Regions from separate parts of the Homo sapiens genome. Here region 1 is linked to region 2. Evidence: chromatin loops called from intact Hi-C (ENCODE). Cell type or tissue: endothelial cell of umbilical vein. All regions are shown on one strand. Links, peaks and the distances in the headings refer to the core of each region. The heading gives the core; the rest is flanking DNA.

Region 1 (10,982 bases), core at 896-8,895, 140 kb after region 2:
TGAATGTTTCACAGGACTCCAAACTTTGCAAATTGAAACAACATTGATCAGTCCCTGCCTCACCCCACATGGTATCCCTGTGCCTGTGTCGTGTCCTCCATCTAGTGGCCAACCCTGTGGTGCTCCCAACTGCCCAGGCCAGAACACCAAGGCCTCTTACTCCTTCCTCTTCCTCACCATCCATACTTGGTCCATCTCTAAATCCTGTCCACTGTTACCTCCTAAATGTTTTTGAATACAGCTATTCATCTTCATCCTCACCTTCTTACCATCTGCTCTCCCTGGAGGACTGTGACACTGCCTTGTCCCCCTTAAGCAATCAGATGCTCACTCAGGCTCTCACTTTGATCTGTTCTCCACACTGCCATCAAAATGAGTTTTTCAAACATCTTTGAATGGCACTCTGCAGTGAATTGCCACTGCCCATAGAATAAAGGTTATCTACATCAGCATGTGTTTTGCGTTCTGAGTGTTTCCACCCCTGCCTCTCATCCTCTTGCTCCAGCCATAGGACCTCCCTTAGTTCTGCTGGCACCATGCACTTCCTCTCACCCCAGGGCCTTTGCATTTGCTGTTCCTCCTGACTGGAGTGCCCACCCATAGCCAGCTCCTCACTTACTTAAGTGATACTCACTCTTCAGATCTGAAATTTAGGACCCCAAGAGAGACCCCCACCGTACCACCTTCAGAACAGACCTGGTCTACTTACCTATTTTCTCTCAAGGCATCCTATTTTCACTTTCAACGAACTTACCTAAAATGTAATGGAATAGGCCAGGTGTGGTGGCTCATGCCTGTAATCCCAGCACTTTGGGTGGCTGAAATTGATGAATCACTTGAGATCAAGAGTTTGAGACCAGCCTGGCCAACATGATGAAACCCCGTCTCTACTAAAAATACAAAAATTAGCCAGGTATTGTGGTGAGTGCCTGTAATCCCAGCTGTTTGGGAGGCTGAGGCAGGAGAATTGCTTGAACCTGGGAGGCGTAGGTAGCAGTGAGCCAAGATGGCGCCACTGCACTGCAGCCCGGGTGACAGAATGAGAGTCCATCTCAAAAAAAGAAAAAAAAAAAGGACTGAAATAGAACATAAGGAGGGTCTACAAGGGCAAGACCAAGTCTGTCTAACTCACTAAGAGCTAGAAGTACTCAATATTTATTTAATAAATAAATGTAAAAATAAATGTAAATTTTGTAGGAACCCACACTAATTTTTAATGGATTGCTGTCGATCGTCTATTGATTATATATATGGGGCATATAATATCTATATATATAGATTCCATATATACAATAACTTCCATTTTGCTAGCTTTAACAATTAACAGTTGGGTCCATATAAGAGAATAATCTAAATATGTACATCTTTTTCTTTTAAGTACTGCTGTCCATTTACTTATTGTTAATTGACAAGTAAAAATTATATATATTATGGTGTACAACATGACGTTTTGATGTATGTATACCAGTAGAATGGCCAAATCAAGCTATTTAACATATGTAGTGCCTCACATACTTATCTTTTCTGTGGTGAGAACACTTAAAATCTAATTTCTTGGCTGGGTGTGGTGGCTCAAGCCTGTAATCCCAGCACTTTGCGAGGTGGGAGGATCACCTGAGGTGAGGAGTTTGAGACCAGCCTGGCCAACATGGCAAGACCCCATCTCTACTAAAAATTAAAACAAACAAACAAACAAACAAAAAAACAAGCCAAGCATAGTGGCGGGCACCTGTAATCCTAGCTACTGGGAAGGCTGAGGCAGGAGAATTGCTTGAATCTGAGAGGCTGAATCTGCAGTGAGCTGAGATCAAGCCATTGCACTCCAGCCTGGGCAACGGAGTGAGACTCCACCTCAAAAAAAAAATACTGCTTTCTTTTAATGCCATTTCTTGTTAAATTCATTTTAAAGTGCATTGGAAAGCTTTCTATCATTACAATGTGTGTTAGTTGTAGTTAAATATTAGCTTGACAATTGTTTTTCATTATGAATATTCATTATTTATAGTTCTGTTTTCTCTTTTGTTATCATTGTCTATTACATCTCTGAGTCATTGCAGCTGCTTGACTCATGTCTTTTAGCCAATTTTCCTTTTAAGCTGCATAGATATAGAAATTAATTAAACATACTTAAGCTTATGTGTTAAATAATAGTTAATAAGGCTTTGAATGAGAACTTAAGGAGCAAAGTGCATGTTGCTATGATGGGTGGTTTTTCTTTTTTTTTTGGACAGGAAGTAGGATTTATTGGTGGGCATTAGGAGGGAGCAGCACATGGGGAGCCCTCATGAGTGCAGGGCCTGCCACTTGTCCAGAGGGCCATAACTGGAGATGTATTTGACCCCATAGCCATCTGGGATGAGCCACTTCTCAGTCACCATGTTTTCAAATCATCTGCATGATGCAGTGTTATGTTAGCATTTTCATCTGTGTCCTGATCTGGCTTCTCGGTGCTTGAAGGAGTCAGACTTAGGAGTCTGATAATCTGGGAAGGGAGATATTATTGTATATATTCATGCCCTTAGGAGCTAAAACATTTAAAACAAAATGCTAAACTACTTGAGAATAGAACTGAAGAGACAACAAACCAAGCATGAAATCCTGCTGAGCATTTTTCCTTACTTACATATTCCAAGCATGAAATCATGCCAAGCACTATTCCTTACCTACATATTAAGTAAAATTAGATCCCAGGCAAGTAACTAATTTGTAGTGAGGAGTAGAGAAATAGAAAAAAGTCCCATTAATATTTACATTGAGTCCAACTGCTATATTGGTCCACGTGATAATACATGTTTCACTCCAAAAACATTTCTTACAATTATATTTTTTAAAAATTCTGAAATAGCACTAGATTGGTTAAGTAGTTGCCTCCAGAATCCACTTACTATTTGGGAGTGTCTCCTCCATTACCAAGGCCTCTTCCAAGAGAATATCCGAACTCTGGCATCCTCTACGTCCAAGGCATAATTCAAAATTATTTCAGCAAAACATGATGATAGGAATATGCTTTCCCCACTGCTAAGAACCCTGGATGGGCTTTTGCTTGTCATTCTCCAGCACCTTTTTGGTTGAAGGCCGAATGCAGTGGGCTGTGTGGAGGAGAACTGTGTTCCAGACAGGGACACATGGACAGTCTGGCTGTGACTTCTGTTCTGCCATCAACAGCCAGGGTACAGCAGCCTGGTCTGACTTGCTAGGCAGGTGTCCTTCTTCCACAGCTTCTCCAGGATTCTCCCAAACCTATATCATTGGGTGGGGTGGATGGCCTTTCTAGGAAGAGGAAAGCCCTCTTGCCTTCACAAGTCTACATTAGCTGCATTTCTCTGTTAGATCCTTTGATCAAACTCACTCCAGATATTGAAAGTCTTTATGTACAAAATCCTGGTCTATGGGTCTATGACCCTTTAAGAGAAGGGAGATGCTCTGGAGTGCTTGGACTCATCTTTGGAGCAAAGTCAGCTGGAGGTCATGTCCAGACTGGCAGCCTCAATGCAGCATTGTTTCCTTGGTAATCTGAGTAAATCCCAGCTCTTTTCTCACTTCAGGGAACCACAACATAGGCTATGACTTAACTAATTCATGTAGCAAGCTCACTGAGGCCCTGCTATGAGCTGACATTGCTTTAGAACCTGGGGATACAGCAGTGAACACAACAGACAAAATCACCTCTTCCTTCCTGGAGCTTACATTCCAGTGGAGTGAGACAAAAATGATGATGACAGGTGTTTTGAGGAAAATAAGGCAGCAAAGGGAGACAATAGCATTGGAAGGACTGATTTTTAAATACAGTGGCCGGAGTGTCTCGCTGAGATGGTAAACGAATAAAAAACTCAGTGGGAGTTGATCTGGGAAAGGACCTTTCTGAACAGGCCAGCAACAAGTGCAAGGCTTCTAATTGGGAGGCTTCTTGTATTTGTTTGTGCATCTTTTTAGAAGGATTTTTTTGTTTTTTGAGACGGAATCTTGCTCTGTTGCCCAGGCTGGAGTGCAATGGCATGATCTTGGCTCACTGCACCCTCCGCCCCCTGGGTTCAAGCAATTCTCCTGCCTCAGCCTCCCAAGTAGCTGGGATTACAGGCAACCGCCACTACACCTGGCTAATTTTTGTGTTTTTAGTAGAGATGGGGTTTTACCATGTTAGTCAGCCTGGCCTCAAACTCCTGACCTCAGGAGGGGAACTGGTTAAAAACACACCAGCCTTGGCCTCCCAAAGTGCTGGGATTACAGACGTGAGCCACCGCGCCCGGCCTTTAGAAGGATTTTATGTATATGTGTGTGCATATGCATCCTTAACAAATTCACACATGTCATCGTTACAGAGCATAGTGTCTACCACTTTCTTACTTAAGCATGTCTTAGAGGTCTTTCCATACCAACAGACAGGCCTACCTCAGTTGCTAGGTGGCGGCATCATGCTCCATGGTGTGCCTGTGCTGTGTGTTTTTAACCAGTTCCTGACTGATGCACAAGGCTGCAACTAGCTCCTAGTCCAGTTCCAGGTCCAGGAACTCCAGAGGCATTTTCCCTGCCCATTTCTCTGCTCTCCTCTCCTGCCTCCTATATCAGATACGCATTTGTGTCCTTGGCCTCTGTCTCACCAGCACCCATGCCCTGCCTCCTCTTTTCCTTCCTTCTCAACTTCAGTTCAGGAAAGAATGGTCCATTTTTGTTCTAGTTTCTGAGTCTTCAATACAGTGTCAGCCTCTTGCTGACAGATGTTGTCCTTTAGTGCCTCATTTACCCACTGATTTGGATGTGGAAAGAAACTGCGTAAGAGGATTTAGAAGTGCATTTTGTTGGCGTGTCACCTGCAATATTGGTGTCACTCCCTGATGCTCTGGTGCTTCCTGAGTCTATATTTGATTTGCCTGTACATGACAGTCTCATTCTGGCCTCTAGTGGATGATGCTGTCTCAACATGCAGGCTGGCCGTGTTAGTTAGCAATCCCTGCTACAGACAGGCTGCGATGGTGCGAGCAACTCCATAGCTACAGATGCACATTCTTTTGTAAAAAATACTTAACTCTTTATAGCAGATCTCTAACAGAAAATAAAGCTGACTTTGTCTTATGAGCTTTTCAAAGGTCAGGTGCTTTTTTTTTTTTTTTTTTTTTTTTTTTTTTAAATTAGGGCTGTCCAGATGCCTCCAAAATATGTGAGAAAAAATGTAACCTTCTTAACTTCCAACTTCCGAATGTGCAAACCAGTTTGTTTCCTGACATAAAACTCATGCCAAACTTTGAAAAAGCATTGCATCTTTTTTCTCTTGTGGAAGGTCTTGGAAACCTTTGTGAAATTGCAATTAATAGCAAAAGTAATTGGGGATGAAGACATTTCATTGCTTTGCATAGTTATTTGACAGTTGTCATGTCTCGTATGAGCCTGTATGCAGAGTGGCTTTTGTGGCAGTTCTTTTTGTTTCTTTCATTGTCTAAATATTTAAGATTTGTATTTCTTTCTATAGTAAATGTTTTCTCTACATTTATCCCTCCCCTACATTTATCCCTCCCCCCCATTCTATTTATAACTTTCAAAATTGCCTGGGAACAGAAAGCTGCTCCTTCTGCCTTTTCTCATCTCTTTGGGCTTTGTCTCCTGCATCTCTGCTTGCTCAGGGACTGCAGTCTGCTCTGTGGAGTGGTCGCTGAGAGCGAAACAAGTTCTGTTTTTCAGGCTCATGAAGCAGGAGTCAGACTGCCTGAAATGTTGCAGGGCTGAGAAGAACAGCCTGTGTTAAGTGCTAGGAGGAAACCTGAGTTTGTTTGTCCTCTCATTGATTGGCTTCTGTATCTCCCTGTGGTGCTGCCTTAGTCAGTCCAGTGAGTTAACAAAATGGGGCCGCTCCCTGGGGTCTGCCATCCAGACAGCTGGCCAGGCAGTCTATCCATGTGTAAGGACATGCAGAGAGTGGAGGTGAAAGGCACTGAATTATGTATAAGGAAAGAGGTTTCCTTATGCATGTTAAAGGGGACAATACTGTTGCCATTGCAGTTTTTAGACAGTAAAGAGAAAGAGAAAGGGGTAAATTCTATTGAGTAGTCTTTACCTAAATTGTATGGTAGGTTGTCTGTTTCCTTTGAGCATAAACTGGTATAAATGTTATGTAGTCATAGTTTTCAGGTGCCTTCTTATTTCTAAATTATATGTTTTGGGGTAATTTTGCAAGGAAAACATTATTTGGGGAGTCCTGATATTGTAGATCTGTATTAAAGGACTAATGAGCTGCGGTCTCTTAACTGAAGTGAATAAAATCATCCAGTAAGTTATTTTGTTCTAGGCATATTTCTCAGACCAGAGTGATGAGATTTTGTGAGTTTGTCATGGCATCGAGGAGATGTACACATTAATTTCCAAAAGATGATTCTCTCTGATAAGTAAGTGCAAAGCCGTGCTACCATTGAGCAATTAGTTTCCTTGTGCTTTTACTGCTGTAGATATCAAAGCATTTCAAGACCAAGCTCAGCGGAAGCAGAGGAGAGACCCTCCACTGGGATTTATCCCGGTGCTTATGCTGTTGGTAGGTGGCCAAGTCGTTAATAAACCAACTGGCCTAATCTGTCAGACTAACGGAAGCAAAAAGGGAACAGTTGCATGTGCCAGCCCCAATTAAAATGTAAAATCCAGGAGGAGCTGATAAGGAGGAGTGAAGAAGTGGAGCTGAGAGCCATGATTCTCCAAGTGCCCAAATGTTAGCATCACTCTTGGAAGAGTACTCGTGGCATCTGTGGTCTCAGGAGGAATTTTTAAAACTTGACTTCCAAGATTTCTTATTACAGAACCATGGTTGAATGGCACCAGCCATTCAAAATAAATTTTTTTAAAAAATCATCATCTTTTTTGTCTCACTCCACTGGAATGTAAGCTCCATCAAGGAAGAGGTGATTTTGTCTGTTGTGTTCACTGCTGTATCCCCAGGGTCTAAAGCAATGTCAACTCATAGCAGGGCCTCAGTGAGCTTGGTACCTGAATTAGTTAAGTCATAGCCTACGTTGTTGTTCCCTGAAGTAAGAGCATTATAATATCCTCTTACTCCTCTTCTTCTTACTGACACTTGAGGAAGGAGGGAGTGTCTGGCTCAACTCTAAAAGCTCTGTGTGATGAGGGATCAACATGCCCATAATAACCTCTGCAAAATCTCTCTGCAGATCAGTCTTTCCGTGGTTTCCATGGCCTGTGCTGATGTGATAATAGAGGTGATTCACACAGTGGTGAATTGACTCCTGTGATCAAGGACTGTTCTGCTCCTGGTGAGAGCATAGCCTTCCAAGGAGAGGGTGGGACCATTGTCTGCATGGTCTGTCTTGGCCTTTGCCATGGGCTGTTTTGTTCAGTGTTTTTGGTGGCCACCAGTACAGAAGAAGAGCTCTTTCTTTCTGTTTAGGGAACCATATGTTCGTCATTAAAGGAGCAGCACTAGAGACATTTTGTGGTTCCAAGTGTTGGGTAAAGATTTAATGGTTCTGACAGTGTTGGATTTTCATGTCTGCAGTTAGCTTCTTGCCTTCTGAGTTACTATAAAGATTAATTTGCACAAATCACAGCCTGAAGGAAACTCCTACCAAGATGGGGAAATTTAGGGAGTCAATAATTAATACCATCCTCTTCCCTCCCCAGTTTTAGAATTAAAGGAGTCAGACAGTCAGACAAGGAGAGATTAAAATAGCTGCTTTATTATGCAGCAGCACAGCTGTGGTTATGGGTTCAAGTCAGCATCAGACTCATAGGACACAAATAGGTTTTAATATTATGTTTAGATGGCTTTATAGCAAGACACACAGCAGGAGATTCAGCAAGCACAGCATCTTCATCTTATCAAGGGGCCCGGTAGTGACCCACATACGAGACCTTTTTGCCCTGTCTCCCACTTGGGGTGTACAAGGCTGCTGTGGATGAGAGTCAGGGTTTATGGGGTCACCTTGACACAGAGAAGTCATAGTTCCTTTTTCTTATAAATGTTTTATATTATTCAAGTCCTTTGCAGTTCTAAGACCTACATGACAGCCCACAGCTCCCCCATCCCAGGTGCAGAGCCACTCAACAAAGGGTGGAAGAGACATTCCCCATTTATCTTAACTCTGCTGTTTCTTAAGAAACATTTCCAGGGAGACCAGGTTTTCGCAGCCCTGACATTAACCGTTTCCTCTCCATTGCTCACTTAACATGTTTCAAATTGAATATGTTCAATTCCACTTGATCCAATTGATCCTTTCCACTTCAACCTGCCCCTCTTGTAGTTCTCCCATCTTGGTGAAGTCCAACTCCACCTGCCAGTCACTCAGGCGAAACACCTTGAAGTAATCTGAGGTTTCTTCTCTTTCGTGTGCCGTGTCCACTGCCACCCCCGGGTCCAAGTTGCCATTCTCTCTGGCCTAGATTATCCCAGGAGCCGCCCAGCTGGGCTTCTGCTTGCACCCTTGTTTTTTGCTGTCCCACTTCCCACTACTCCTATCAGTAGGCTGTTTTGAACATGCCTGACAATCAAAGTGATTCCTAAAAAGCAAGAAAGGAGAAGAAATATATTATTCCTCTGTTAAAAGTCATCTAATGGCTTCCAGTGTCCCTCAGAGTCAGTAGCTGTCAGAATTCAGCCCTTACCACCTCTGTCCTCCCAGGCACTCTCCCGAGCCAACCTGCCCTGCCTCTTTATATCACTCATATATACACGAAAATAGATATGTATCACTTACATATCTATGTTTCTTTATTATCTGTATTCCCTGCTGGTATGTAAGCTCCATGAGGGCAGAAAATCTGTTTCTTTCTTGTCTGTTTTTCCACTGCTGTATCGCTAGTGCCTGGAATAGTGCCTGGCATGTGTAGGAGGTAAATAAGCATTTGTTGAATAAGGAACACGCAAATGAGTGAATGATGGGTTGACTTAGCAGCATGGCCACAGTGGGCCTCCTAGGTCTCCACCCATAAATGAGATTGACTTTCCCACCCGATTGTCAGCTTATTAGATACCCCAGACCCTTTGGACTGTCAGACAACTAATCATTGCCCCTGCTCTTCTGTCAGGCATATTGGAGAGAGAGAACTCTGGAGGATTTGGGCAAACTCAGTTTCCTCTTTCAAAATCCCCAAGCAGGTAATTCACACTACCTCCCATGGGTGAGTGATGGGTATGAGAGAGGGCACGAAAATTACACAAACTGAAATCCCGCCACATAGCTGCATGAAGCCAGAGGCATAAAGGTTGCCTGTGACATATGACGATCTCAATTCAGAAAGAAGATGCGGGCAGCCCAAGGGCATGCTCCAGAGGAAGGCCAAGCCTGTCACAGACAGTTGTAGTGTGATCTCTGAGCGCAGAAAGTGAGGGGCAGTACTCAGTGCACAGGTCTTGTTTTCTAATACTATTCTCTGATAAAGAAACCAGGTCTCCTTGGAGAGATGGCCATTCTAGGGCTGGGGCAAGGAATATGCGAAATGACCTATAACCTTCTGTAGTATCAGAAAATAAGTAATTGCTCAAAGAGCAAAAGAATGGGGCATATCAAAGGGGCACAGGAGTAATCCTGAAAAGAGCTGATCAAAGTTGGAGCAATTTGAGCAGCAAAATAAATAATGTAGTGCTAGGTTATAACTGAAAGTATAAAATAAATGTCCCTGAGGCCATGCTGATACAAATGACTGAATGAGTGATTAAATAAACGGGGGAGAAGAGATAAATCTTTCCTACAGAAGAATCCCAAATATTTTATGTATGAATTGTTAATGTATGCAATAAAGAGGTAGAACTTAGTCCTTCTTTCTGATTTGAGTGTGGTCTATAGTTAGTGTCTTATTGGAGTATATAAGGGGGAAAAAGTGATTTTCCAGGGAAGAAGCCTAGCAAACACTATGGCGGCCAGGTGGTCAAGGCTAACATCATCTGTGACGAGTCATGTTGAAAGCTTCTACCCCTCATGTAGGGAAGGGTGCAGCACCTGTGTAGTGTTCTCCCTCCCACACCTGACCCTAGTGTAACCATGCAGAAAGCATTAGACAAACCCAAATTGAGGAGCAGTCTACAGAATACCTGATTATTACTCCTCAAAGTGTCAAGGTCATGAAAAACAAGAAAAGCATGAGAGGCTGTCCCTGATGAGAGGAGCCTAAGAAGACATGAAGACTAAAGGTAATGTTATATCTTGGATGGAATCCTAAAACAGGAAAAGGACATTAGGAAAGACACTAATAAAATCTGAATACAGTATGGAGTTTATTCAATAGTAATTTGCCAATGCTGGTTTCTTAGTCGTGACAAATATCCCATGGTAGTGTAAGATGGTAACAGGAAAAACAAAGGGAGGGGTATATAGGAACTCTCTGTATTACCTTTTCTGCTTTCCTGTACATCCAAATTATTCTGTAAGAAAAAGTTTATTACAAAAAGAGAAGAATTAGTAAGCTCTTTCACTTGCAGTCCACCTAAGCTCATTTACCCTCGAACTTCATAGGCTGACTCCTTGATCCTTGGGGGAGCTTTATTGAATGTGGCTGAATAGATCTAATATAAAAATGCCTTTGATTTCATCAGGCTTTATTCTGGATGTTTCACCTGTATATGCACATGCTATATCCCTCGGTCCCTGCCCATTTGTCTTCAGTCATTTATTGCCTGATTTACATTCTCTGTCCTTACTTTCAAAGATATATATGATTCTCCTAGTCTCAGTTACCACATTCAATACCACAAACAAGCATGTATTTAGATATTAATATGTATCTCCATATTTATGAGGCCACTTAGAGGAAGAAAACTACCATTTATTAGATGCCTGTTGTGTACCAAGAACTGTGCTAGGCACTGTTCCATTTGATCCAGATTATGGAGAGGATTTGAATTCTGCTTACTCCAGTAATGGATTTTCTCTCTAAAACTTGTTGAAGTACTCAGAGTTACTGGCATTCTAATTTTCTGCATAAAATTCCATTTGTCGTAGTGATACTGGGGAAAAGATACTCATAGGGTGAGTGTCCACAGTACTTAAATTTTC
Region 2 (10,982 bases), core at 1,767-9,766:
ATTCTTTCTCAGAGCCCTGTTGTGTTTTCTTGCAAACACTTAGATCTTGAGTTGTTTTTGGGCTTATTGTGCATTTCCTCTTATATAGAATCTAATTCCATGGGAGTAGGATCTGGGTGCTTTTTCACAGCACTCTTCCTGTGTCTGGCACACAGCAGGTTCTCCACTAAATATGTTAAATGAATCAGGGCACTTGCCTGAAATGAATCGGGGCACTTGCCTAAACTCCAGGTGATTGACAGGTTTTGTATTTTTTTGTAGGCAGGATCTCACTGTGTTACTCAGGGTGGTCTCAAACTCTGACCTCAAGCAATCCTCCTACCTCAGCCTCCCAAGTAACTGGGATTACAGGTGTGCACCACCACACCTGGCTTGATTGACTGTTTTTAATAAACTCAGAATATACTGAAGCTTCAAACTTGCCCTGATTAACCATGGTTAATTAAATTAGTCACAACCATTTAACGTTTAAATTTAACATTTCGTTAAATGACTGTGCCTGATTCATTTAACATTTAGTTAAATGATTGTGCCTGATTCATTTAACTATGGGAAAGACTGGTTGGCCGCCTGCTGGGATGGTATCACTACCTCATTCATTCATTTGTTCATGTGTTCTCCAAATACTTCCTGAGAAGTTGCTAGGGGGCCACATGGCAATACAAAGTTCCTGTGGGAAGATGGATAAGGAAACAGGCCATTGTGACCCTGCGTTGTTGGTTAGATGGAGGAACACACAGGCCCAGTCCCTGCTATGAGTGTCCCAGGAGGGCTCCTGACTTAGCAAGCATGGGTCAGGGAAAGCTCCTGAAGGAGTTGGCCCTGGAGCTAAAGGTCCTGCATCTCAAATTCTTTTGGAATGAGTCCTTTCCAAACCAGGGGAAAGCCTGTTGCTTTTTAGACTTACTGTTTCTGACCTTACTCACCCATTCACTTCAAACTCATTGGATTTTTCTCTTAGAATTGAATCCTTTTAGAAAAGTGCTAGAGCTGGTTTCAAACCGCAGGGCCTCCAGTTGTATGTCATTTGTCACGACTTCAACTTCCAAGTCATGAGCAGGAGGGAGAACCATGGCGGCTTACCCAACTCCTCTTGGTATGAATAGCTAGAAATCTTTATTCATTTTAAAAAACCTGCCTTCTGCTTAAGGAGAGGTCAGAGTTAAAGACAAGCTTTAGGGAATCAGAGCAGGGCCTGTGATGGGGACAGTGTTAATCTTGTCAGCAATCCGGTGCAGTCTTCACAGCATTTCTTCTCTAACTTTTCTAACATTTGCAGTGTGTAGCATTGCAAGTCTATAATATCTCACAAGATTTCCTGGAAAGAAAAGGGCACCCTGAAAAACGATGCCCTCCCTCACCAACCACTCTGCAAGCTGACATTTGCATTGAAGATGACCCAGTTTCATATTGGTGGTCCATTGTCCCATCACCTTTGGAAATTACCTATGGAAAATGGAAGCACTGGGATCGTCCATCTCCTAAATATTAATGCCTGTAGCTAGCTCACAGGGGCACAAGCGTGTATGTGTGTAAAGGTGGACATGTTACGTGTATTTCTTTTGGAACATAGGTTGAGTTAATCATCAGTTTATGGCCCACCTCTCATCATTGGTCCCTTTAGGCCCATGGATTGATTGATTGATTTCCCTTTTTCCATTATTCTCCATTTCCACTCCTAAGGGCAATGCTGGGTTCATATACATATCTTTGTCTTTGTATCCATCCTTATAAAATGATTAATATTGTTTTTTTGTGTCTATACTTCTAAATTTCATAAATTAAATGATGCTATAGAACTCATTGTATTCCCTCCTTCTTACGCTCAGAACACTGCTTTTGGGATCTGTCCATATTGCATACGTACATCTTATTTTGTTGATTTTAACTGTGACAGAGTGTCCCAAAGGGTGCGTCTTCCATGTTTTACTTATCTAGCTGTCCCACTAACAATAAACACCCAAGTTGCCTCCAACTTCTGACTATTATGATTAATGCTGTCATAAAAAAAACCTTGAACATATCCTTTTTTTGCACCTAGAGTTTTTCTAGGAAAAATGCCCAGAAATGGGATTGCTAGGTCATAATATTTGACTAAAAACTCCCACCTTGCTCTCTGGAGGAGCAACATGCATCTAGCACCCTTCAGCAGTGCACAAGTATTTTTGTTTTCTTGTGTCTCTGCCAACTTCCTAGTTTTATTGCCAATGTTATAGGTATAAAGTAACATCTTGTTTTGGTTTGCATATCTCTAATTATTCATGAGTTTGAGCATCTCTCCCTACACTGGCCCTTAGGGTTTCCCCTTCTTTGAATTGTCTGTTCATTATCCTTTGACCATTTCTCTATTGGTCTTCCTGTCCATTAAAAAATGATATGTAGGGATTTCTTCTTTATTCTAGATATTAGTCCTTGTCAGCTTTAGATTGTGAAGATATGTTCTTTCAAGTTGTCATCTCTCTATTACTTTGACTCTGATGTCCTTTATTAAACAGAAATAAATTTTAATTTTGGTATGATCAAATTAATCAATTTCCCCTTTGTGACTGAAAGTATTTTAGGTCTTATTTTAGAAGTCTTCCCTCGCTGTGGTATATGTTCTAGGTTGTTTTAAGAACTCTGTAATTTGAATTTTGTCCAGAAGCTTTAAAGAGCTTTGATTTCCTCCTGGTTATATACTTTTCCAGTCATTGGATGATGTGACAATGAAGGGACAGTGGATACAAATTACAGAGTTGGATGTAATTTTTCAGATGCACTCAAGGCATACTAATTTTTTTCTACTTCAAAGTCATATTGGTCATCAGGTTCTTCTAATACAATTTTCCCACTATCTTTAGTCTACTCTCCTGGGCCATATCTTTTGTTTCTTCCAGAGACACTTGCTTCTTCTGGCTCATATTCCTTAGCATGCTTGTGGAACCAATAGAAAGTATTCTTGATGCCAGACATCACCTTTGCCCCTCCATGCTGTGGTTCACACACCCATCTCTGCTTGGCCTTCTGGGTGCTCAGAGATGTGTAGGCATTTCTCTTTTTACCCTTGAAGATCCTCTGGAGGTGCCCTTTGTTAGTGTCAGCTGAAGAATCATGAAGTACATAAATTTGGAAAGAAGAGCTTTATTTCTCACAAAGGGTTGCAGCTTGCAGGGTGGCCATTCTGACAGGTGGGGAAACGTAGACTCTGGCCAGAAGCTGGAAACAAGCACTTCAAGGGTGGGAAGAATAAGACAAAGATTTATGCTGAATGGGGTGGCCAAGTATACGTATTCAACAGGTTATTATAGGGGCTGTGAATAGTCACAAAAGGAAGGCACAGGCATGCATAGTAGGCTAGCACATAAGCAACATGCATCCCATGTTCACTTTTGGGTGGAGACTTAACATTTAAATGTATTATCATTAGGGCCTATACAACAAAAGGTGAGGCAGAGGACACAAAGGCCCTCTGTGCACAGCCTCCATAGACTGGCCAGAACCACTTTGTAGTCAGTGGTCTCTTACCAGGAAGGAATGCTGATCAGTTACTGTGTCAAAACCACAAAAGGGAGGGGCAGCATCGGCAATTGGTTGATATCAGTGGTGCAGTCTTTCAGAAGGGCTGGTTTCTGTTTAACCCTTGGTGTAGGAAACCTAATAGCAATTAATGAGGGAGGGGGTATAATGAGGTCTGACCTCATCATGTCTGGGAACTCAGTTTTTAAGGGTTCTCTGGGGCCTCTTGGCCAAGTGGGGGCAATGTTCAGTCTGTTGGGGGGCTTAGGATTTTATTTTTATTTCTCATTAGACTCCAGCAACAACTTTAATCTAGTATGCTCTTCTGTTTTAGATGTATACTCCTTAATTTCAAGAGCAATCAATTTGTTTTTAAGTGCAATCCCGCTGGGTTCCTTCTAGTGATTTTTCAATGAATAAGCCACACCTGCATAAGCCTCAGAGCAGGCAGCTCCAGTCAGGGAATTCCTGACACAGAGAATATTAGCTGTGAATGGAACCCCGAGGAATGTCCACTGGTTTCCATCTAAAGGTGGTACCACCTCCTATCCTGGGGAGCATTTGGAAATACTGGGGCGGGGGCATTAAATTTTTAAAAAATGTAAAACATTTTAAATCAATAAACATTATATATATTTATGGTATACAACCTGATGTTTTGAAATATGTATGCATTGTGGAATGGCTAAACCGAGCTTTACATATACATTACCTCATATACTTATCATTTGTTTTGGTGGTGAGAACAATTAAAAGCTACCCTCTCAGGGATTTTTAAGTATACAATACGTTGTTTCTAATTATAGTCTCCATGTTGTACAATGCTCTCTTGAATGTATTCCTTCTATCTAACTGAAATCCTGTATTCTTTGACTAACTTCTGGGAGAGAGCAGTTTTGATGGTCACAGTGCCTGGGTCTGCTGCTAGCATCTAGTACCTGAAGGGTAGAGCTACTAAATGTCCTACAGTTCCTTAGAAAATCTGAAATAATAAAATTGTTCAGCCCTCAAAATGCCAATGGTGTCCCCACTGAAAAACAGTAATTTAAATCCTTTATTATACTGATAAAGAAGGCGAGACCCAGAGAAGATTCTCAAGATCCCAAGCTCACACAGCTCGATCTGAACTGGAATATGAGCCTCTAGACACTCAGGCTTTCTCTGGGTACAGATACATATTTTTGGGTGAGTTTATTCCAGCCTCTTCTTTTGGATGGCAGGAGGCACTCCATATGCACCCTGCTCATGTTATTGTTTTTAATCTTTCTCTGTCTCTTTATTTTTTCACTCATTACAGCTGAGCTTGGTGATTACGATCCTGATGAGCATCCTGAGAATTACATCAGTGAGTTTGAGATTTTCCCCAAGCAGTCACAGAAGCTGGAAAGAAAAATAGTGGAAATTCATAAAAATGAACTCAGGTAATTACTGAGTAGACATTTGTGAAAATGATAAAGGGGAGAAAATATTCTTACTGCAGGGAATGTGGAAATCACATCGTGAAGGAGGAATATTTGTAATGTATGGATAGGCTGTTTTGCGTGGCAGCGCAATTTTTCTGGGCACTGTCAAGGACACCCTGGTGTCCTCCGTCAATAACAATCTCAACAGTTTGGAGTCCTATGAGTGGCTGTTTATGATCCATCAGTAGTTATTAGATCCATGTATTTTCTTACACATATGGATTTCTAAACACCCTGAGCTTCTGAAAGTGGAATCTAAGGTAAATAAGTAAACCTTTCTGATTTGAATTTTGTGTTGCCTTTTTCCCACCGGTGGCCATAGCTGGAAGCATTGACTCCAAGTAGAATAGAATCCATTGGGAAGATTCCCTTTGCTGAGCTACTTTCAAGATGACAGATTTAGTGTCTGATCCTCTTTTTCTCACCTGCGATGCTTCAATGATAGCTGCACAGTAGCAGTGGTAGAAGCAAAATTGCATAGAGCATTCACCACGTTCCTAACACTGTTCTAAGCACTTTGCACATATTAACTCGTTTAATCTTCACAACAACCTAGGAGATAGGTTATTGTTATTCTCATATTACAGATGAGGGAACCGAGGCACAGAGAGGTTAAACAACCTACCCAAGGTCACGCAGCTAGTAAGTATCAGAGCTGGGATTTGAATTCTGGCAGTCTTGGTCTAGAGTCTGTGCCTTTATGCCCTGTGTGATGGTTACACTCTACATGGGCTGCTGGGAATCAAATGAAGTGTGTGTAGGGATCATTGCCAACTTGGAATTTAGGTAATTCAAGTAGTCTAGTCTGTAGCTAGAATTTAGATACTGTGCAAACTACAGAAAAAAAAATCATTTTGGTAATAGCAAGCATGGGCAGTGTTATGACAAGTGTTGATGAAAAACTGCAAGAACTGAGATGCTTCCATGTTCTAGGCCTCTGGTAAGTATAAAGAAAATTGCATCATTGGATTATGCATTCTGGAACAGACAACTGTCCCGGTGTGAGGAAATTGTTCTAGCTCCCTCCTTTATGCAGGCGCGCCCCCTACTGGTGAGTCTGGGAAGAGTATATGTGAGGGCATTCAAGGTGGCAGCTTATTTCAGCTGGGAAAATATGACGCTTAGTCTTAGAGATAAAGATGATTAGACATCAAAACATTGTACTACTTTCAGAAAGCAACAGGCCATCTATGTGGGTAATTTTAGAGTATTGTCTCCTAATGAAAAGCCTTGTTGAAGATACATGAAATTCTCACTACTCTTTTGCTATTTTGGAGACAAATGTACTAGAGGTAGAAATAAAGTTCGATATTTTTGTGGAGGGGTTTGTGGCAGAGCAGTGTTCCGGGGAGCACAGGGTGAGAATCCCTGGATGAAGGAGTTGCACCCACTGTTTGAATTGATAGGAGATGGGAATGGAAAGGTTTTCTATGCCCTGAATTTGCAGGGCCTCTAACGCTCAGAACATAGGATAATAATATACACTTATTGAGCATTTACTTACTAGATGCCAAAACATTGTGCTAAGAGCTTTAAGTGCATTATCCCACTCAGTTCTCCCAAACTCTATTAGATGGGCGCTATTGTTCTTTCTAGTGTGGGATGAGGAAAGTACAAGCTGAAGTGGTTAAAGGACTTGTGCTTTGTAAATAGTGGAGTCAGGACTTGAACCTTGGGTTACCTGGCTCAAGGTATGCCCATGCTCTTCTCCCTTTGTTGAGCGTTTAAAGGGAATCAGGTAGTCGGGTAGGTGTTTCACGGTGATCACCATGTCAGCGGTGCCTGAGGATGGAGAACCAGGGCAGGAGGGCCAGTTAGTAATTTCTGGTATTCAGACAAGAAACGGGAAGGACCTGAAAAAGAATAGGAGTAAAGGAAATTGAAAGAAGAGAGTCATGAGAGGCGTTGCAGCCAGACTTGGTGATCCACAATTTCATGAGAAAATGAGTGAATCACAGAAGATTCCAAGTTGTTTTATTAACATTCAGAAAGCTGTAGCTTGGACCCTGGGCCAGCACCTGAGCTTGTGGAGATCACTGAAAGTGGTCATCATGCACTCAGGGAAGACGGGGGTCATCAGTCACTCGCACTTTATAAATCTTGGAAGTAAGTTCTGTGGTTTGATCAAAGCTGCCATTCTATGGCACATGTGGTCCTGCACATTTGAAACATCCATTAAGCCTTTGTGAAGAGTTGGGAGTTGTATGCCTGAAGGATGAACCTGTCAGGAATCATATCACCTTGCAAGGACAGCTTCAGGGGCTATTTCCCTGTGTATTTTTGCTCATTCTAAGTAGTTCTGTATTTCATTCAGCATCAGTGCAGCAGAGAGATACTTTTGGTTTGGAGGGTAAGACAAGAAGAGCAGAAGAGGCTGACAGTGCAGAGGGAGAGGAGCTTTCTTGCGTCTGTTGGGAAACCTGCTACAGGGACTGAAGGTGCTCTGGGGGTGCCACCACCCCTTCATACACAGGTCAAGAAAGTGTTATCTGTCTTGTGTAAGGAATTGGGCCTTGGTTGAATTACTCTGCAAACCTGACCAAGCCAGGAAGGAGTCATGGATGGAGAAGACCTGTGCTTGGCTGCACCAAACCATGGCCATCCTGCTCTCCAGAGTCACCACAACACCCGTGACCCTCCCACTTAGCTAGGGATGGTGTGTGGCCATCGAACTGCTGTTCTGAAGACTTCCTGAGAGGATTCCAGTTGGCTTTTGTTGGGGTTTGAGGGACCCAATAAATAACCTCCTTCTTCCTTCCTGCTTTCTGAATCAGCTGAGAAATAAAACACAACAGGTGCTCAAATATTAGCAGAAATGATGATTTACAGGGAGATCAACATGTTTACCTCAGGAGGGGGTGGTTTCACAACCTTCTCCCAGCCTTTTTATTGATTAGGATTATTCTGCTCCTGTGATCTCTGAGAGAGGAAAAAAAGTCACCATTCTTGGCAGAAAATTAATGAGAGAGAAAAAAGAAATTTCCTCTCTGGGAGGCTACAGACTGCTTGAAGGTGGGACCAAGATGGCCTGATAGATAGGCAAGAATAACAGAGTTCTTTGGGGGATGGTGGGGGGAGAGAGAGAGAGAGAGAGAAAGAGAGAGAGAGAGACTGACTCTTCCTTGGAGTTTTAAGAAGACCAAGATTTTAAGAAGAATTTTCATGAACTAAATTAGATTGATGACTGAAGGTAAAAGTTCATGCTTGGATCAATGTTTCTTCTTCTGAGTCCTTCACTGTACTGGAGGATAGGGAGAAGCAACAGTCTTGCAAATATAGTAGCATGTTATAGTTATCGATCATCTCTATTTCAGTCAAGATCAGTTAGATTTTGCTGAGGAAACAAACACCCAATGCTCAGTGGCTTAGAGCAAGAAAGGCTTCTTCTTGACTCTGCTCTGTGCCCACCAGAGGCCAGCTGGGGGGCTCCGCCCACCATTGTCACTCAGGGAAGTCAGAAACTTGGATTTGCCAGATGTTGAGCCACAAGGAAAAGAGCCCTGGAAGGTCATGCTTCATTTCGGAAGTGATTCATAGCACTTCTGCTTACAACTCTCTGATCAGGACTCATCCCAAGATCTTACCCAGGATCAAGGAAATGCAATTCTATGGTGTTCAGAAGGTAATAGGAGCTGGAAACAGTGGGCACCCAGCCCTTAATGGCCCTCACAACTCATTGACTAATAGAGTTGTTTTTCTTTTTTTAATAGACTTTATTTTTTAAAAGAGATGTTTAGGTTTACAGCAAAATTGAAAGGAAGGCACAGAGATTTCCTCTATACCCCTTTCCCACACATGCATAGCCTCCCTCATTATCAATATCCTTCCTAGAGTGGTACATGTATTACAACCGATGAGCCTACATTGATACATTATAATCACTCATAGTTGATAGTTTACATTAGAGTTCACTCTTGGTGTACACTCTATGGGTTTGATGAATGTATAGTATCATTCCATTGCAATACCAATACCATTATAGTATCATACAGAGTAGTTTCCCTGTCCTAAAAATCATCCCTCCTTCTCCCCTAACCCCTGGCAACCGCTGATCTTTTTACTGTCTCTATAGCTTTTGCCTTACCCAGAATGTCATAGTTGGAATCATACAATGTGTAGTCTTTTCAGATTGGCTTCTTTCACTCAGTAATATGCATTTAAGTTTCCTCCATGTCTTTTCTTGGTTTAAGAGCTCATTTCCTTTTGGCATAAAATAATATTCCATTGTCTGTATGTATCATAATTTATCCATTTACCTGCTGAAAGACATCTTGGTTGCTTCCAAGTTTGAGCAATTATGAATAAGGCTGCTATAAATAACTGTGTGTAGGTTTTTGTGTAGACATAAGTTTTCAACTCATTTGGGTAAATACCAAACACCATGATTGCTCTATCATATGGTAAGAGTATGTTTAGTTTTATAAGAAACCACCACACTATTTTCCAAAGTGGCTGTAGCATTTCGCATTCCCACCAGCAGGGAATGAGAGTTCCTGTTGCTCCACATCCTTGCCAACATTTGGTGTTGTTAGTGTTCTGGATTTTGGTCATTCTAGCTAATAGAGTTGCATTTAGAAAGATTTTTATACAGGCATCTTTGGGCCTTTTAATATCATGTGAACTAGATGATATGGAGATGTGTCACTTACATAACCCACTGAGCCGAATGATTCTTCTAGGTAAGGGCTAGTTAAATATTTTTGGCTTTCTGGGTCATACGGTCTCTAGTGCAGTGACTCAGCTCTGTTTTGGTAAAGCAAAAGCAGATATAGACAATTCTTAAATGAGTGGGCCATGATTCAATAAAACTTTATTGACAACACAGGTGGCAGGCCACATTTGGCCTATGGGTCCTAGCTTGCTGACTCCTGTTCTAAACACATGGCAGACCAGGTATGGAATCAATTTCTACTTCACTCTCCTGCCTCTGTAGATAATTTTAAGTTATCAGGAGCCATATTTGTTTGTAAAACTATGTGTGAAAAATAATCTCTTGTAATTTTCAGACTTTAAGCTTGGTGTGCAGAGATGAGGACTGATTTAGAAATAGGTTATTCCTCCCTCTAGAGCCCTCTGGTGACTGGAGGAAGCCATTGCTGCAACCCCTGAGGACTTGATGGTCCTCTGTTTTTTTTGTTTTTTTTTTTTTGAGATGGAGTTTTGCGCACCGCAACCTCCACCTCCTGGGTTCAAGCAATTCTCCTGCCTCAGCCTCCGGAGTAGCTGGGACTACAGGCATGCGCCACCCTGCCGGGCTAATTTTGTATTTTTGGTAAAGACGGGGTTTCTCCATGTTGGTCAGGCTGGTCTCAAACTCCCAACCTCAGGTGATCCACCCGCCTCTGCCTCCCAAAGTGCTGGGATTATAGGTGTGAGCCACCATGCCTCGCCAGTCCTCTGTTCTTTTTGTCCCTCTTGGTTTCTGTTTTCCACAGCTTTAATCAAAGCCACCTGGGGTAAGAGGAAATACCCATTCCGTTAGTCCTGAGGGTGCTCGGAAGGGGTTTAAGATCAAGAATAAGATTGCTTTTACCATAAAGAACCCTGATAGACTTTGCTGGAGGTATTTCCTAGAGTTTCTACTCAGCTAGTCTTTTCTTCCTCTCATCACCAGTTCATCAGGTTTGTCATTAGAGACAGAGACATTTGCATTAACTTCAGTCATAGGTCATCAGCTTTTAAATATTCAAAAGGCTCAATTGGCAGTAAAGCAGTTTTGATGAAGTATATTCCTTGCCCTTGAAGAGCAGGAAAATCATCCAACTAGCCACACTATAATGATCCGGGGCAGTGAGGTTTGTGCTAGAAGCAAGAATGACACAGTGTGTTTTTTAAACAGAGTAATTATCTCTATTTCTTAAAGGTTATATTCTCTGTAAATCATGCGCCATGGCTATAGTTTAAAAAAATGGAGTTATCATTTTAAAAACGTCTAGGTTTCTAGAAACAAATACCCTGACATGAAAAATATCCTCTACCTTTGCTTCTGATGAATAGATCACAAGGGCCCTCTTAAGAAATGTT

The links. Hi-C counts contacts between places; a loop is a spot of excess contacts. Peaks named below come from ENCODE experiments on the same cell type or tissue, not always from the same donor. Only the 100,000 strongest peaks of a DNase experiment are listed, where the experiment ranks them.
Region 1: a loop joins it to region 2, with 7 times the contacts of the local background. A loop is called at or near these places in 10 of 110 quality-filtered maps.

The regions. Positions count from the first base shown.
Region 1 is chr9:83,193,366-83,204,347 of GRCh38, reverse strand. It overlaps a transcript of RASEF not described here and the pseudogene RN7SKP242. Among named protein-coding and RNA genes, the nearest start is that of FRMD3-AS1, 20 kb to the left of the region's middle. In endothelial cell of umbilical vein, for the core only: a CTCF peak has its summit at 4,905 (motif pointing left); a DNase peak (open chromatin) is centred at 4,897; H3K27me3 peaks cover 1,106 bases.
Region 2 is chr9:83,329,450-83,340,431 of GRCh38, reverse strand. FRMD3 (FERM domain containing 3) reads left to right here. Exons shown (of 14, transcript NM_174938.6): 6 at 4,793-4,916. Among named protein-coding and RNA genes, the nearest start is that of FRMD3-AS1, 120 kb to the right of the region's middle. In endothelial cell of umbilical vein, for the core only: a CTCF peak has its summit at 6,006 (motif pointing left); a DNase peak (open chromatin) is centred at 5,991.